2 separate regions of the Homo sapiens genome follow, and region 2 is linked to region 1. Evidence: chromatin loops called from intact Hi-C (ENCODE). Cell type or tissue: heart right ventricle. All regions are shown on one strand. Links, peaks and the distances in the headings refer to the core of each region. The heading gives the core; the rest is flanking DNA. Region 1 has its middle 120 kb from the start of XPO1. Region 2 has its middle 140 kb from the start of FAM161A.

What was found. A loop is a pair of places that touch in the nucleus more often than their neighbours do. Peaks named below come from ENCODE experiments on the same cell type or tissue, not always from the same donor. Only the 100,000 strongest peaks of a DNase experiment are listed, where the experiment ranks them.
Region 2: it touches region 1 in a loop (7-fold over the local background); 7 of 110 quality-filtered maps call a loop at or near these places.

The regions. Positions count from the first base shown.
Region 1 is chr2:61,655,323-61,664,264 of GRCh38, reverse strand. No RefSeq gene overlaps it. Among named protein-coding and RNA genes, the nearest start is that of XPO1, 120 kb to the right of the region's middle. In heart right ventricle, for the core only: a CTCF peak has its summit at 5,184 (motif pointing right); a DNase peak (open chromatin) is centred at 3,654; H3K27ac peaks cover 2,799 bases.
Region 2 is chr2:61,710,188-61,719,129 of GRCh38, reverse strand. It overlaps the pseudogene LOC647077. Among named protein-coding and RNA genes, the nearest start is that of FAM161A, 140 kb to the left of the region's middle. In heart right ventricle, for the core only: no CTCF peak of the experiment used is centred there; a DNase peak (open chromatin) is centred at 4,749; H3K27ac peaks cover 1,614 bases.

The DNA of each region.
Region 1 (8,942 bases), core at 2,621-7,620:
CCTCATTAACTATTCAGTTACATGGAGGTAAAGTTAATGTAGGAAAGGCAAAATAAATGCTTGATTTTTTCTCTTTTTTGCCAGTTTTCAAAAGAATAAGCTAGTTCCCCACCATCCTCCAGAAGGTTAACTCTGAGTTTGAATTTGCTTGATATCATTGTAAGATAAACATACTTGATATGTCTCTATCTATTGCACTTATTATACAGCTTGTTCCATCTTTGGCCAATGGGAGCATCTTCAGGTTAGCTCTGGAGTCCTTTTGACATGACCTCAGTAGATAATGTCAAATACTTTATTATCTGATGTAATAATATGTGCCCATTTTCTAATCTGTTTGCTTTGGTATCATTTCATATTTCCCCTGCAAAGACACCACTCACTCATGATTGTGCAGTCACAGAACTTGAGATTTTTTATATAAAAACTCAAGAATGTGGCTGGGTGCAGTGGCTCATGCCTGTAATCCCAGCACTTTGGGAGGCCAAGGTAGGTGGATCACTTAAGGTAAGGAGTTCAAGACCAGCCTGGCCAACATGGAGAAACCCCATCTCTAATAAAAATTCAAAAATTAGCCGGGCATGGTGGCACGTGCCCGTAATCCCAGCTACTCAGGAGGCTGAAGCAAGAGAATCGCTTGAACCCAGAAGGCGGAGCTTGCAGTAAGCCAAGCTCACGCCACTGCACTCCAGCCTGGGCCACAGAGCAAGACTCCTTTTAAAAAAAATAAATAAATAAAACAAACAAAAAACACCCCAGGAATGCAGTTCTTCTGTCCTCAATATATTATAATACTTTATATTAATGTATTTAATGAATAGTTCTTGAGAATTGACTATGTACCAGGTACTAGACCAATTCACAATCCAGCAGGACAGGCAATTTTAAAAAATGGTATAAATGGTTATATTTAAGCATGCCGTGGTGAAAAGGACTATAAAAGAAAAGAAGAAGGTGCAATGAGAATATATAACACCTTGTCTGAGGTGTTAGGGAAGGTCTTCCTGAGGAAGTGAGTAAGAAGCTGAAATGCAAAGGTTAAGTAGGATGAGGTTAGCTAAGCAGAGAGATAGAGAAAGAACTTTTGCGCGTGCCAAGTCTGGAGGTGGGAGAAACTTATCACGCTCAAGGAACTGAAAGGCCTTTGTGAGCTGGACTGTGGGAAGTGAGCAAGAGAGGGTACACAATGAAGCTGGAAATGCACGTGGAGGTCAAATCATGCAGGGCCTGTGGATCGCATTAAGGATTTTAGACTTTCTCCGACAAGAAATGAGAAGCCACTGGAAAGTTGTAAGAGAGAAACAACATGATCACATTTTCATTTTTATGAAAACTCCAGCTGTTATGTGGAGAATAAACTGGAAAGAACAAGAATGAAAATGAGGCCAGGCACAGTGGCAAACGCCTGTAATCCCAGATGTTTGGGAGGCCAAGGTGGGCGGATCATGAAGTCAAGAGATCGAGCCCATCCTGGCCAACATGGTGAAACCCCATCTCTACTAAAACTACAAAAATTAGCTGGGTGTGGTGGCACTTGCCTGTAATCCCAGCCACTCGGGAGGCTGAAGCAGGAGAACTGCTTGAACCCGGGAGGCGGAGGTTGCAGTGAGCTGAGATCACACCACTGCCCTGCAGCCTGGGCAACAGAGCGAGACTCCGTCTCAAAAAAAAAAAAAAAGAAAAGAAAAGAAAAGAAAATGAAAACTAGGGAGCTATTACAGTAGTCCAGGTGAAAGATCATGGTGTCTTGAACTAAGATGACAGCAGTGAAGATAGATATGGACAGACTCAACATATTAATGCACAACCAAAAACTCAGCTTTATGCCTAAGGGGGAAGCAAGGGAAGCATTCTCACTAAACTTAGGAACAAGACAGGATGCCCACTATCACCATGTTATTTAACATCTTTCTAGATGTGTTAGTCAATGCAGTTAGACAAGAGAAGAGAACTCATGGTATCAAAACTGGAAAAAAGTTATAAAGTATCGCTATTTACATAGATTCTATTATTATATATCTAGAAAACCCAACAGAATCAAATATAAAATCCACTATAAACAAAACAAATATTCTATTAATGTCTATAAACCAATTATCTTTTATGTATGCAAATAGCAATCAATTAGATATAGTGGGGGAAAGACACTATTTTTAATAGCAACAAAAAACGTAAATTCCCAGACCAGGCATGGTGGCTCATGACTATAATCCCAGCATTTTGTAAGGTTGAGGTGGGCAGATCACTTGAGCCCAGAGTTCAAGACCAGCCTGGGCAACATAGTGAAACCCCGTCTCTACAAAAAAAAATACAAAAATTAGCGGGTCGTGGTGGTGCATCCCTATAGTCCCAGCTACTCAGGAGGCTGAGGTGGGAGGATCGCTTGAGTCCAGGAGGTTGAGGCTGCAGTGAGCCATGATCATGCCACTGCTCCAGCTTGGGCAACACAGTGAGACCCTGTCTCAAAAATAAAAATTTAAAAATTCCTAGGAATAGACTTGCCAAGAATTGTACAAGGTCTATATGATGAAAACTTTAAAATTTTCCTCAGGAACACAGCAAAAACTTGGAACAAATGGGAAGGTCTCCCATGCTCTTGGATAGGATAACATTCACAAAACATCAGTTCTCCCTACACGCATCCACACATTTAGAAACAGATACACCTTTGATTCATTGGCAAATGCAGTTTGGGTTGCTTAACAGGTGAAAACAGAAGCCACAAGGTGGTAGAACAATGTTAATTGAGGAGAAGTGCCTTTTTATGGAGGTAGAGGCAGAACAGTGTGTGCAAAAACACGGGAAATATTTATTCCATCCAAAGTGTGCAAAGACCTGGGGTGGGAAGTACTTACCCCATCCAACGAACTCAAAAGTGGATTGCAGTAAGTGAGGAAGAGAGAGTATGCATTGAATTTGGAAAGGTAGTGAGTTTAGAAGAAGTGAACAGAAAGTGAAGCAGTGGAGACTGGAGGCTGCAGGCCATAATCCCAGCAAGACTGGCTGCTCTGGAGGCAGGGATAGGATGCTGACTGATAGCTCCTTAGCAAGGGAAGTATTCAGCCCCACCCCTCCCTCTAAGAGGGCAGGGATTCTTCATTGCTATGTTTAGAGTAGTACTGCATATGAACTGGACCTTCATGGATGTCTCCCAAAGTCCCTGAGCTCAGTGACCTTGGTTCTTCCTAGGTCCCATGGCTCTCACTGGAAATTGGTTCTCAACAGTCCATTTTCAGCCCTTCACAGGAGACATATGGTTCTTTTCACAAGACATCCACTCTTGACTTAATACCAGCAGGGCATGATGAACTTGGCATTGTTTATCCAGAAGCAGGGAAGGATGAGTGAGGGAAGCTCCACTCGCCCCAGGGCCACCCTGCTGCAGTGATCTGTGGCACAAAGGCCAGAGAACCGGCTCCTTACAGAGGTGCAGTTGTGGTTAGGAATGGAGGAGAGCTAACAGAACTATGACCTCTTACCCAGAGTTAACCAAAGATATGGCGGTGTAGACTTAGGAAGCCCCAACTTTATGTACCTAATCAATGCCTGATTTCCTGTCCCAAAGAAGCTTGGGCCCTGGGAAGGTGACTTGAAGTCCATTTCCTGGAACAAAGGCACACAGCAGTCCTGCTTCATGAGCTGCCAAGTAAAACTGTCAGAATCTATTTAAGAAAACCAGGCCAGTCTGGCCGTCTGGCTGCATTTACTGAGAATGGCCACTGAGACAAAGAGGGAAAGAGTGTTCATTCAATTCATTCACTGATATTTACTGAGGGCCTACCACATGCCAAGTCTCTTCTAGGTGGTAGGGATACAGAAATGAGCCAAATAGACACAACCCCTGTCCTCACAAGGCTTACTTTCTGGTGGAGGGAGATAGACCAATAAAGATGTAGACAAAATAGTATTAGTTAGAAGGGGTTAAGTGCTTCAGTTTCAGTTAGCATAGAAAAATGTCAATAGGACATTTTTAGGATACAACAAGGTATTGGCAGAGCATATAGATTAGGTGCAGGACCCTGTATTAATGTGGTAGAGCAGTCGATGAGGGGCTTTCTAAAAAGGTGACATTTAAGCTGAATCCTGAAAGATAAAGAGCCAGGCATGTGAAGAGTAAAGGAGAAGGAGAAATATTACAAAGGCCTGAGTTAGGCAAGAACTTGGAATGTTCAAAAAACAGAAAGAACATCAATTTCTGCAGTGCACAGAGTTGGGAAAGATCCTGAAGGTGAGGCTGGGGAGGCCAACATGTCTTGAGAATGTGGGTCTTTCCTAACATGTTGTGCCCGTTACAGCACGATTATCGATTCGAACATAACACTGCCCACTCACAGCTCACTGCCTAACTCAGCTACCTGGCCTCAGCTCAGAGACAGGCCATCTTAAGAAAGTCCCAAGAATGGCCAAAGCAGAAGTCAAGTTTATGCTCCAAAGCTCATATACAACACTCATCGGGGAGCTTCTGGGATTTTCATTCAGATAATTTTCTTTCATCTTAAATACTCTTTTAATAAATTTCCTTATTGGGTTTCCAAGCCAACAGCAAATTACAAGCAACAGATTAGAAGGGGAGGGAAGGGCAGGCACTCTGTTCAAATGACATTTTAATTCAGTGACTCATTTTGCTTGGACACCACACTCCTCTGATACTGGCTTCATGTGACTGCAAGGACTCCCAGGATCACTCGAGCACCAGTCTGACATTTATGTTTACTGTACCATGGTACAGTGAGGACACTGATACACATTAGCAGTCCAAGATACAAGTCCTGATTGCCCCATTCATAGTTTTGTGTCCCCATTAGATTGTGAATGACATAAGGACATGTGTCTTAGTCATCTTTCAGTTCACCCATAACCCATGCCCCTTCTTCAAGCCTAGAATAATGCCAGTCATGTAATAGTGCCTGATAAATGGATCTGGAATAAATAAATGGAAATATGATCTTGGATAAATTACTCTCTGTGTTCCTCAAATGCCTCATCTATAACAGGAAAGAGCATGTGCATCTTAAGGGCTTGCTTGGAATATTAGATAACACAATATATATAGAAAGAGTAATGTTAAGTAAACGTACAATATAAATATGAGATATTTTGCTCCTTGTGGCTGAATCACACAGAGGTGTCCTTCAAAGGGTCAAGGGACCATTTAGGTCTTTATGCCTATGTCTTGAGTAGTTGCCACTAGATGGCAATATTTTCTTAAGGCATGGTTAGCCATTTTTGAGTCTACCCCAGTGGTCTTCAAACTGGGGATTCCCATGCTGTTGGGAGTACAAAATGCTTTCCAAGAGGTGCTCAATTATAGATAGCTTTGTGGAAATCTGATCCTCAACTTCAATGTATTCTCTTTCCTAAAATCAGCCTGCTTGGGAAAGCACCCATGTTCACAATAGCTCTTCTCCAACTTTTCAAAAACGAAAGCATACCCGTTCTTCACCTGAAATCTTATTTTATGGCACCATCAGATAAATACCCACCAAGACATCAGACGAAGGTGAAATCTTCAACAATCAAAAAGGAACCAGTCTTTTTCTATCTTTCACATACTTCTGTTAAGAGTGAAGGCCGGGCGCGGTGGCTCACGCCTCTAATCCCAGCACTGTGGGAGGCCGAGGTGGGCGGATCACGAGGTCAGGAGATCGAGACCATCCTGGCTAACACGGTGAAACCCCGTCTCTACTAAAAATATAAAAAATTAGCCGGGCGTGGTGGCGGGCGCCTGTAGTCCCAGCTACTCGGGAGGCTGAGGCAGGAGAATGGCGTGAACCCGGGAGGCGGAGCTTGCAGTGAGCTGAGATAGCGCCACTGCACTCCAGCCTGGGCTACACAACGAGACTCCATCTAAAAAAAAAAAAAAAAAAAAAAAAAGAGTGAAACTTGGCTTTAGGAATGGGGTATTTTGGCTCTTGTTGTTATGGTCTTCATGAATAAAATATATGGTAAGTGGGGTGGTGGGAGTAAGACCTTTTCCATCCTCTAAGAATTATTGGCAAATGCCTTGATCTTAAGAAAGCAAAGCAAAGAGAGCATCTGTTTAAAAAATGCTAAAAAATAGCTCTTTTACATATATAAATATAGTAAATTTTCAGCCAGGTGCAGTGGCTCACACCTGTAATCCCAGCATTTTGGGAGAGCAAGGCAGGCAGATCATGACGTCAAGAGATTGAGACCATCCTGGCCAACATAGTGAAACCCTGCCTCTACTAAAAATACAAAAATTAGCTGGGCGTGGTGGCGGGCACTTGTAATCCCAGCTACTCGGGAGGCTGAGGCAGGAGAATCGCTTGAATCCGGGAGGCGGAGGTTGCAGTGAGCTGAGATTGTGCCACTGCACTCCAGCCTGGCAACAGAGCAAGACTCTGTTTCAAAAAAAAAAAAAAAACACAAAAACACTGTATATACATAGTAATTTTCAGCTATTCTCAATACTCATCTCAAACTCACATCATTAGCAGGAATGAAATATGTTGGAATGGCCAAAGCAGTTAATTATTTTAATTTATTTATTTACTTTTATTTATTTATTTTTAAAGATGAGGTTTCACCATGTTGGCCAGGCTGGTCTGGAACTCCTGGCCTCAGGTGATCTACACACCTTGGCCTCCCAAAGTGCCGGGATTACTGGTGTGAGCCACCACACCTGGCCTACTTACTTATTTTTGAAACAGGATCTCACTGTGACCCAGGCTGGAGTGGAGTGGCATGATCAAAGCTCACTGCAGCATTGACCTCCCAGCTCAAGCAATTCTCCCACTTCAGCCTCCCTAGTTGGTGAGACTACAGGCACGCCCCACCATGCCAGGCTAATTTTTCTATTTTTTGTAGAGATGAGGTTTCACCAGTTGTCCAAGCTGATCTCGAACTTCTGGGGTCAAGCCATCCTCCCACCTTGGTCTCCCAAAGTGCTGTGATTACAGGCGTGAGCCACCACAACCAGCTGATTATCTTAAATGTAACTAAAATATGTTTTTAGGATCACCAAACTTTTCATGACACACTAGCTAAAAGAAACCAATAAAACTTTTACATGATTTCTTTCAAATGTGGTGTGTGTTTTTCAACAAGGTAGTTATAAAATATTTGTATCAAATCATATGATAAACTATTCATACTCCATTTGCAGAACAAAATAAAATTTTAAAACATTCCAATATTTGTCAATTCTTATCTTTATTATCTCATTTTATTTAATATTGTCTATTTCCCACTAACGAAAACACAATTCTATGTTACTTGCCAGATCAATTCATTTTTGCAGCTTATTTATATGTTTTCATTAAATCCGTAAGAAAAGTTTTCTCATGATATCTAATGAAACTGGCTGGGCGAGGTGGCTCATGCCTATAATCCTACCACTTTGGGGAGACAAGGCAGGAGGATTGTTTGAGCTGAGGACAACATAGTGATATCATGCATGTCTCTACAAAAAACATTTAGAAATTAGTTGAGCATGGTGGCACTCACCTGTAGACCCAGCTACTTGGGAAGCTGAGGCAGGAGGATCACTGGAGGCCAGGAAATTGAGGCTGCAGTGAGCTATGATCACACCACTGCACTCCAACCTGGGTGACAGAGCAAGGTCTTATCTCAAGATAAAATTAAATTAAATTAAAGTAATGGTTCTATGTCTGATTTCCTCAGAGTTTGATACTTGCATATAGATACATTTTACCAAAGGAATGTCATTATTTGTACTATATTCCTTGCTCTATAAATAGTTTATAATTTGGCTACTCATGACATTGCATTACTGTAAATTAGATAATAAAGAACAGTATATTGATTTGTTAACTTGTTTTTATAACTTTAAAAACTAATAAATGGAAAAAATACATAACTGAATTATACTAAATCTACCTCAACTTAATCTTTCCCACTTTTAATCCTTACAACAACCCTTAATATAGGTACTATTATTTCCCACACAGAGTTAGGTAATTTATCCATAGTTACAAAAGAAAAAAAAAGCCCTTTGCACAGGCCAATAATAGATGTCACAAGAACCACGACATATATAAAGTGTATAAGCAAGTCTTAAGTTACACTTTATATATTCCAACTGAAGTGGTTAAAATACGCTATTCAGTGCGGTGCTGCACGCTAGTAATCCCAGCACTTTGGGAGGCCGAGGTGGGTGGATCACTTGAGGTCAGGAGTTCGAGACCAGACTGACCAACATGGTGAAACCTTGTCTCTACTAAACACAAAAAATTAGCCAGGTGTGGTGGTGCATGCCTGTAATCTCAGCTACTTGGGAGGCTGAGGCAGGAGAATTGCTTGAACCTGGGAGGCAGAGGTTGCAGTGAGCCGAGACTGCACCATTGCACTCCAGCCTGGGCAACAAGAGCAAAACTCCATCTCAAAAAAAAAGAAAACAAAAAAAAACCACGCTATTCTAGGCCTGGCACAATGGCTCAGGCCTGTAATTCCAGCACTTTGGGAGGCTAAGGCAGGTGAATCACTTGAGGTCAGGAGTTTGAGGCCAGCCTGGCCAACATGGTGAAACCCCATCTCTACTAAAAATACAAAAATTAGCCAGGCGTGGTGGCGGGCGCCCATAATCCCAGCTACTCAGGAGGCTGAGGCAGGAGAATCTCTTGAACCCAGGAGGTAGAAGTTGCAGTGAGCCAAGATTGCACCACTGCACTCCAGCCTGGGTGACAGAGCGAGACTCCATCTCAAAACAAACAAACAAAAACCACGCTATTCTGGCATATTGATTATATAAGTTAAAGACACTTAAAAAACAACAGGTGTAAGAAGGTCATCTTGACCTTTGTGATCTTAAAAGCAGAAAATGAAATTCCGTGTGGAAGACATCCTCTCTATTCTAGAAAGATACAACAGCCTCATCATCAATGACAACAAAGTTGAGGCTGAAGGAATTCCACACAAACAAAACTTGTTAAGCTAACTCTTAACTTCCTAACTCCTTC
Region 2 (8,942 bases), core at 2,589-7,588, 55 kb before region 1:
GTTGCTAAAAATACTATCAGTAGTGACTTGAGAGTGACATCCCAGTGGAGAATACACTGGCTAGTGATAGGATTCAAGCCCTGGAAAGCATGGGGGCCTGGGGGAGGGGAGGCACCTCACACAGGAAAGATGGAGTGAGCTGATTGCTCAAAAGCTGCATTGACATCCTACAGAACAGCAGTCCCCCACCTTTTTGGCACCAGTGACCAGTTTTGTGAAAGACCGTTTCTCCACAGACTGGGGTGGGGTAGGGGAAGGTTTCAGGATGATTCAAGTGCATTACATTTATTGGGCACTTGATTTCTATTATTATTACATTGTAATATATAATGAAATAATTATACAACTCTCCATAATGTAGAATCAGTGGGAGCCCTGAGCTTGTTTTCCTACAACTAGCTGTCCCATCTGGGGTGATGGGAGACAGTGACAGATCATCAGGAGTTAGATTCTCATAAGGACTGTGCAACCTAGATCCCTCACATGCACGGTTCACAATAGGGTTTGCACTACTATGAGTATCTAATGCCGCTGACCTGACAGGAGGCAGAGCTGGCGGTAATAACTCGCCTGCCTTCACCTCCTTCTGTGCAGCCCACGGGTCCGTGGCCCGGGAGTTGGGGATCCCTGCTACAGAGGAAGCATTGCAAACAGAGGGCAGTCAACAAACAGTTATGGCTAAGTGTGAGAAACAGACGGTCTCTTCAGCAGTTTACAGGGTGAAAGAGCTAGCACAACTAAGGAACAAACTCAGGATCTGAGAGTCAGGGTCAAAGTTCCCCAAAATGGCTGAATGTCTTTCTGAGCATTCAGGTCTGTTGTGCCCCGGATGGGAACATCTGGGGCCCTGAAACATAGGATGGGAAAATCTGGGTGGATGCCCTGAAAGATGGTGTATCTGCAGACTCCCCAGTACCCCCAGAATCTGCATAGGTGGCCCACCCCTCCCTGTGCAAAAATACACTGCAGAGGCCTCTTCCCTCCAGGCAACTGGTGTCCCTCTGAGAAGCTGTGCCCACTTTCTCTCCTGGCTGCCAGCTCGATAATTCGGGGTAATCCCAGCATAACTTTACTGGGGACATTTGGGCCTGATAAGGGCACTAGTGTCCCTACCTCAGCTCACACCCGTGGCCCTGGGGAACATCATGACCAACTGACGGAGGAAGAAACTCCTATGCTTCGTGTACTGGTGGGTCAGCTCAATGTACAAATACAAGCTTTGTCATTGGAATGGGGACAATGGGCAGGTGAAGGGGGTGGCCGCAGTGGCAGAGACAGAGGCTACGTGTGGACCCAAAAGCATGGACTTCACTGACCAAATCTGACCTTGCCATTGCTGCCTTTGAATATCCAACCTCGCAGCAACAGAGAGCAACGTTCAGCCCTGACGCAGCTCCATTCCTGGAGGAGACTCACTAGCAATACGTTGACTAATTGGGCCCCTTCTGTCCTGGAGAGGCAGAGTGTCATTCTCAGATAAACAGACACTGATTCGAGTATGGATTTGCTGTCTCTGTCCTCAGAGCTGCAGCCATTACCACTATCCAGGGGTTTATAGAGTGCTTGATCCACAGGCATGGAATCTCATACAATATAGCATCTGACCAGGGGATCCAGGTGCTATAGGCTGAATGTTTGTGTTCTCCTAAATTCCTATGTTGAAACCCCAACCCCCAGGGTGATGGTGTTAGGGGGTATGGTCTTTGGGAGGTGGTTAGATCATGAAGGCAGAGCTCTCATGAATGGGCACAAGGGGTGGCTCATGGCAACCACAGATAGGTGCACTGTTTGCATTTCCCTTCAAGAAAGAACTGAATGATCAGCTGCAAGGAGAGTGGTCAGCTGACAGCCTCCAGTTGCAGCACCTTTGGGACCCGCTGCAGTATTTGAGCTGAGGCCATGCTTTTCCCCACTCCTGCAGTCCCAGCCAATGACTGAGTACGGCAAGCGGCCACTCAGCACCCTCCCTTATGTTTGGGAACTTGTTACCCAAATCCCCAACCGCAACCACGGGATTCCAACAGGAGCAATCATGCTCTTATATGTCCTGATTCCCATGGTCAAAGTTGAACTTGTATAAGGATGAATGCCCAGGCTGGGCCACTCATAGTCCTTCCCCTGGCTGTTGTTGTTGTTGTTGTTGTTGTTGTTGTTTAAACTATAGTCGAGAAGAACATCTCTCTAGTGCAGGAAGTTGCAAGAGATAGCCTTGGTAGTTGTTGGTTTCTGGCCATATGAGGACTCCCATCTGCAGTGAATGAGAAAGAAACCAACACACACAGATGCACAGAGAGGAGACAGAAAGTGCCTGTAGTGGCTGGGCATGGTGGTTCACGCCTGTAATCCCAGTATTTTGGGAGGCCAAGGCAGGCGGATCACCTAAGGTTGGGAGTTCGAGACCAGCCTGACCAACATGGAGAAACCCTGTCTCTACTAAAAATACAAAATTAGCTGGGCATGGTGGCGGGCGCCTGTAATCTCAGCTACTTGGGAGGCTGAGGCAGGAGAATCACTTGAACCTGAGGGGTGGAGGTTGCGATAAGCCCAGGTGGCACCATTGCACTCCAGCCTGGGCAACAAGAGCAAAACTCTGTCTCAAAAAAAAAAAGTGCCTGCAGTATCAGAGCTCTAAGGTCCAGCTGTACCCAGCTCTCCTGGGTTTGATTTTTCTAATCTTTTCTAATATTGGGTAAGAAGTCCGGTATGTTTCCAATAAACATTTTAATTGGAATCAGCTGTCTATCACGTGTGACCAAATAAGTTCTGACACACATTTAGAAGTATCCTACACCTATTTTATATTGATAGTTAATATAGAGTGAGTTGATGGTTTATTATGTTCTAAATAATGGGCTAAGCACTTTACATATATGAATTCATTTAGTCCTCCAAGCAACAATATGAGTCTCTTCTCTCTCTGTTATTTCTCCCAATTTACATATAAAGAGACTGAGGCTAATTTGCTCTAGAATCAAGGCTACTACATAAGGTATTTTAGCACATGACCTTATAATGTGGGCTTCAGAAAGCAGAAACTTTGGAAAGTGCCATCTTCAGTGTTTTAGTTTCTCACCCGGTGATGACATCTCTGTTTTGCAGCATGAGCAAGACAGGTTTGCAGCTGCAGGCATCCTGCAACCTCTGCTGAGGGTTGAAGGACCATTTTCAGGAATAAGGAGAGCAGCATAATACAGAAGCAGAACTGATCATTCCCTACATATGCGCATTTTGGAAGCTTAAAATGGGATTCAAGATTGGACAAGCATGAGTACTTACATGGTCAGAACATATACATTGGGACAATCCTAGATATCTAAGAAGTAAGGGTATCAGGGGTACCTACCAATAGATAGCTCTCAATACAGATTCCTGGAAGGCCAAATCCTTCCCTCCCAGAGGCCTGGAATCCAATGTCAGTGAGTCACTCCTTTATGTGAAGCATCCACATGACCTCTGCTCTCTTTTAAAATTAATCTCTGAGGCCAGTCAGGGTGGCTTATACCTGTAATCCCAGCATTTTGGGAGGCCAAGGTGGGAGGATCACTTGAGGCCAGGAGTTCGAGGCCAGGAGTTCAAGACCCGCCTGAGAAACATGGTGAAACTCCATCTCTACAAAAACTACAAAAATTGGCCAGGCATGGTGGGTCACGCCTGTGGTCCCAGTTACTGGGGAGGCTGAGGTGAGAGGACTGCTAGAGCCCCAGAGGTGGAGGTTGCAGTGAGCCAAGATTACACCACTTTACTCTAGCCTGGGTGACAGAAGTGGAGTAAAAAACAGACAATGTCTCAAAAAAAAAAAAAAAAAAAAAAGGAGTAGTAAAAGGTGGGGAAAGGCCTCTCCAACCCCACCACTAAGTGGAACTTCTGTTAATACCAGAACTCGGCCTTCAGATCAAGACCATCCAAAAGAATATAATGTGAGCCACGTATTTCATTAAATTGTTTCTGATAGCCATATTTGAACATTTTTTTCTAAAAACAAGGGAAACTAATTTTAATAATATGTTTACTTAATGCAGTATATCAAAAATATTATTTCAACAGGTGGTCAATTAAAAATTATTAGTGAGCTATTTGATGTTTTTTTTTCATCTAAGTCTTTGAACACTAGTTATTTTACACTTATGGCAAATCTCAATTCAGATGCTAAATTCTCATCAGAAATACTTGATCTGGCTGGGTGCAGTGGCTCACGCCCGTAATCTCAGCACTTTGGAAGGCTGAGGCGGGCGGATCACTTGAGGTCAGGAGTTCAAGACCAGCCTGGCCAACAGGGTGAAACCCCATCTCTACTAAAAATACAAAAATTAGCCAGGTGAGGTGGCGGGCCTATAATCCCAGCTACTTGAGAGGCTGAGGCAGGAGAATCACTTGAACCTGGGAGGCAGAGTTTGCAGTGAGCCAAGATCATGCTACTGCACTCCAGCCTGGGTGACATGGTGAGACTGTCTCAAAAAAAAAGAAAAGAAATACTTTATCTGTATTTAGACTTCATAAAATTGAAAATTGAAAAATTAGTTTTATACAGCAAGTTGTTCAAAATATACTTAAAATTTTCCAATAACTGAATCCAGTATCAGTTTTCAAATTTAAATTTAAACTAATTATAATGCACACAATTAAAAATTCCATTCCTTGGTCACAGCAGACACATTTCAAGTTCTCAGTGGCCCCAGTAGCTAGTGGCACCACGTCAGACAGCACAGAGAACATTCCATCGGCACAAAAAGTGCTCTGGGACTGTGCCACACTAGATGGTTCCAGCCTTGGCCCTGCAAGGTCGGAAGTGAGTTACGTAAACAAATAGGTTCCTCAACTTCCCAGAGGCCTTCCCATGCCTCTGCCTGGACTCCCAGACTAAGGCTTCTGAACCCCTTCTTCCACCCACTCCCCAACGACCTCCCCAGCAAAGTAGTTAAGAGCAGGGCTCTGAAGTCACAGAGATCCCAGGTTCATCTCAGCTCATCATGTACCAGTTATTTGACTTCCAACAGGCTAATTAACTTTTCTGAGACTTGGGTTTCTCATTAGTAAACAGAAGACAGTATTTTAAAGGAATGTTGTGAGGAGTGCATGAGGTAATGAGTACAAGGCATTAGCACAATGCCTCACACAGAAAATAATGAAAGGTAGTTATTATCAGACAAAAACCCCAAACTCTTTTGTATATGTTTTGTAGATCCCTCCCCAGCATCCTCCTGCCACCCAGGCCAGGTTATTCCTTGGTATCCTTTGGAGGGATCGGGAGTCAGTGGGGATGGGGAGGGACAGGGGAGGGCCTGGTGTGTGGGTGCCGGGGTGCCCCTGTGAGCCGTGTGGTTGTTAATTTACAGGGCATTTGTGCTGCTGCTCTCTTCAGCTCTTCCTTCCCTGCTTATCAGTTCAGGTGGCTTTTGCTCTGGAACTCTCAGTCCCACACGGTCCCCCTCTTTTTTTTGTGACCTAGAACAAATGATTAAGCATACAAAACTATCAGCAACACCCTCTTTCTAAGGACATCAATGACCTCATTCACTCCAAACCCACGGGTACTTTCTGCTCCACCTCTTGGCAGTGTGTGAGCTGTTATTTCTTCCCCTCCTCATCCTGGCTGCCTCTGCCACCCTACAGACCCTTCCTCCTCCTGCCTTTTCGAAGGCCGATCTTTTTACTGCTCCCTAGGCCTGAGCCTTCCCCAAGCCACAGTCTCACTTGGGCAATCTCATTTACTCCAAGGCCTCAGCTCAGAGCCCCTAAACTGTTAGCTTACAAACCTGCACCTCCAGCTCCCACATCAGGTTCAATTCACAGCTCCCAACTGGTCTCACCGCCTGCATGACCCACCTCTGAATTCATCCTTATTCCCTTCAAACCATTCAGGTTCTCACTTGCTGTGAGTTGGGGAAGAGAATACACAAGTAGCTACAAGCGCCCATGTGCCCTTCCTGTGCCAAGAACTTCATTTAACCTTCACAATGACTCTGAGGGGAAGGAATAACAGTCTCCAGTTTATACCTGGAAAAGACAAGGCTCAGAAGAGGAAGAAACCCAAATCCAGGGCCAAGGGTAGTGGCTCACAGCTGTAATCCCAGCACTTTGGGAGGCCAAGGTGGGTGGATCACTTGAGGTCAGGAGTTCGAGACCAGCCTGGCGAACATGGTGAAACCCCATCTCTACTAAAAATAAAATAAATTAGCTGGGCATGGTGGTGCAGGCCTGTAATCCCAGCTACTCAGGAGGCTGAGGCCGGAGAATCACTTGAACCCAGGAGGCGGAGGTTGCAGTGAGCCAAGATCATGCCACTGCACTCCAGCCTGGGCAACAGAGTGAGACTCCATCTCAAAAAATAAATACATAAATAAAAAAGAAACCCAAATCCAGGTCTATCTGAATTCAGACTCCGTGCTCTTCCCAATCCACATGTCTGCCTCCCATGATTCATTCAACAGATTGAAGCTCTCTGCCAGGATGGATTACATACTGTCTGTCTTTGAAAGGTTCGCAGTTCAGTGACAGACAGAGAAGATATGGATAAATACAGTAGTGTGGAAGTGCTGGGATAGGGTCTTGGGTCAGGAAAAACTCCTCCAGAGAAGTGACATCTATACTGAATCAAGAAGGACCAGTAGGAATTATACAGGAAGATACAGGGTAGGAGGAAGTGGTGAGCAGTGAGTGTAAATGCCTGAAAGCTGGGGAGAGAGAGTTGGGACGCTGCAAGTGGTTTCAGCATGGCAGGAGCCAGTGCCGAAGGAGCCTGAGAAAGAGGTAAGCAGAGGCCAGCTAGAATCTAGGTTGAAGGTGCAAGAAACCATTCAATGCTCTTAAGCAGAGGAGGGGCAGGTGCAGATTTGCATATGAGAAATAATCACTCTGGCTGCAGTGTGGAGAACAGACTGGAGGGGCTCCTTGGCGTTGGGGAGACACTGAACAAGTCACTGGCTTAGTTCAGAGGAGAGAGGATGATGATGGTGCAAAAGAAGGGAGAGGCCCCCTCAATGAAGAGGACTAGAGAGTTATGCGGGTTGGTGATGGCACAGGACTTGTTGGTTGACTAGATATGCAGGGCAGCTAAGCACTTGCAGGCTGGACAATTGTGTGGATGGTAGTGGAGTCACTGAGAAAGGGACACAGGAGAAAGGGCAGGTGTCAGGGGATGAGGATGCATTTCACTGGGGACCTGTTGAGTTGAGGCACCAGTGGGACACCCAGATCAGGATGTCAGGTGGACAGTGGTATGTGGGTTCGCAGTCAGGAGAAAACTGTTTGGGATAGACACAGAGGTCTGAGTGTCATCCGTGATAACTTGAGCAAGGGGAATATATAAATGATCCTAAGAGACATAAAATGAGAGGAAATGCAGGCTAGAGCAGGAAATCTGAGGAACACCAACATTTAGGAGGTGGGCAGCAGAAGAAAGACCTTAGAGGAGAACTGTGAAGAAGCCAGGAGGTAGATTTAAAAAAACAAACAAACAAACAAACAAAAAAAACGCAAGTGTAACCAAAGCCATGGCAAGTGTAACCAGTTTCAACAATAGGGAGGTCATTGGTGCCCTTGTTGGGAGAGTCTAAGTGGAGTTTAGATGGCAAAAGCCAGTTTGTGGTGGGTTGAGAAGAGATTGGATGGTGAGCAAATGAGGACAGTAAGAATAGACAATTCATTAAAGATGTCTAGTTGCAATAAGCTCACTTCAAAGATTAAATAAGATGATGAATGAATGTTATGTGCCAATGCCTGGCATATAACAATACCTCAGTCAGTGTTAGCTACTACTATTATTATTATATTAAAGAATATATTTATCCTGGCTAACACGGTGAAACCCTGTCTCTACTAAAAATACAAAAAATTAGCGGGGTGTGGTGGCGGGCGCCTGTAGTCCCAGCTATTTGGAAGGCTGAGGCAGGAGAATGGTGTGAACCCGGGAGGCGGAGTTTGCAGCAAGCCAAGATCGAGCCACTGCAATCCAGCCTGGGCAACAGAACAAGACTCCATCTCAAAAACAAACAAACAAACAAACAAACAACAACAAAAAAGAATATATTTCAAGGAAGAAGAGAAAAAAATGGTAGCCATAAGGAGATGTGAATTTAGGGAGGCTTTTTAAAGGCTTCTCTCCCCATTATACCAAAAAAAGAAAGAACTTCCTTCTTGCCAAACGCTGCCGACATGATGTTCAAGCACTTCCTGGAGGTTTGCCAGGTGGCCTATGTCTCCTTTGGACCTTATGCTGGAAAGCTGGTCGCAGTTGTAGATGTTACTGATGAAAACAGGGCTCTGGCTGATGGACTTTGCACTCAGGTAATGGGACAGGCCGTGTCTTTCAAATGCATGCAGCTCACTGACTTCATCCTCAAGTTCCCACATAGCACCCACCAAAGGTATGTCCAACAAGCCTGGCAGCAGGTAGACCTCAATGCAAAATGGGCAGCCACACTAAGCCAAGAAGATTGAAGCCAAAGAGAGGAAAGCCAAGATGACAGATTTTGATTGTTTTAAAGCCATGAAGGCAAAGAAAATGAGGAAAAGAATAATTAAGAATGAAGTTAGAGGCTCACGCCTGTAATCCCAGCACTTTGGGAGTCCAAGGCAGGCAGATCACCTGAGGTCAGGAGTTTGAGACCAACCTGGCCAACATGGTGAAACCCTGTCTCTACTAAAAATACAAAAATTTGCTGGGCGTGGTGGCGCGTGCCTGTAATCCCAGCTACTTGGGAGACTGAGGCAGGAGAATCACTTGAACCCAGGAGGCAGAGGTTGCAGTGAGCCGAGATTGTGCCATTGCACTTCAGCCTGGGCGACAAGAGCGAGACTCTGTCTCAAAAAACAAACAAACAAAAAATGAGTTTAGGAAGCTTCGAAAGGCAGCTCTCCTGAAAGCTTCTACCAGAAAAGCACCTGCTGCTAAAGTCCCAGCAAAAAAGATGATCACTGCGGGCAAGAAGGCTCCAGCCCGGAAG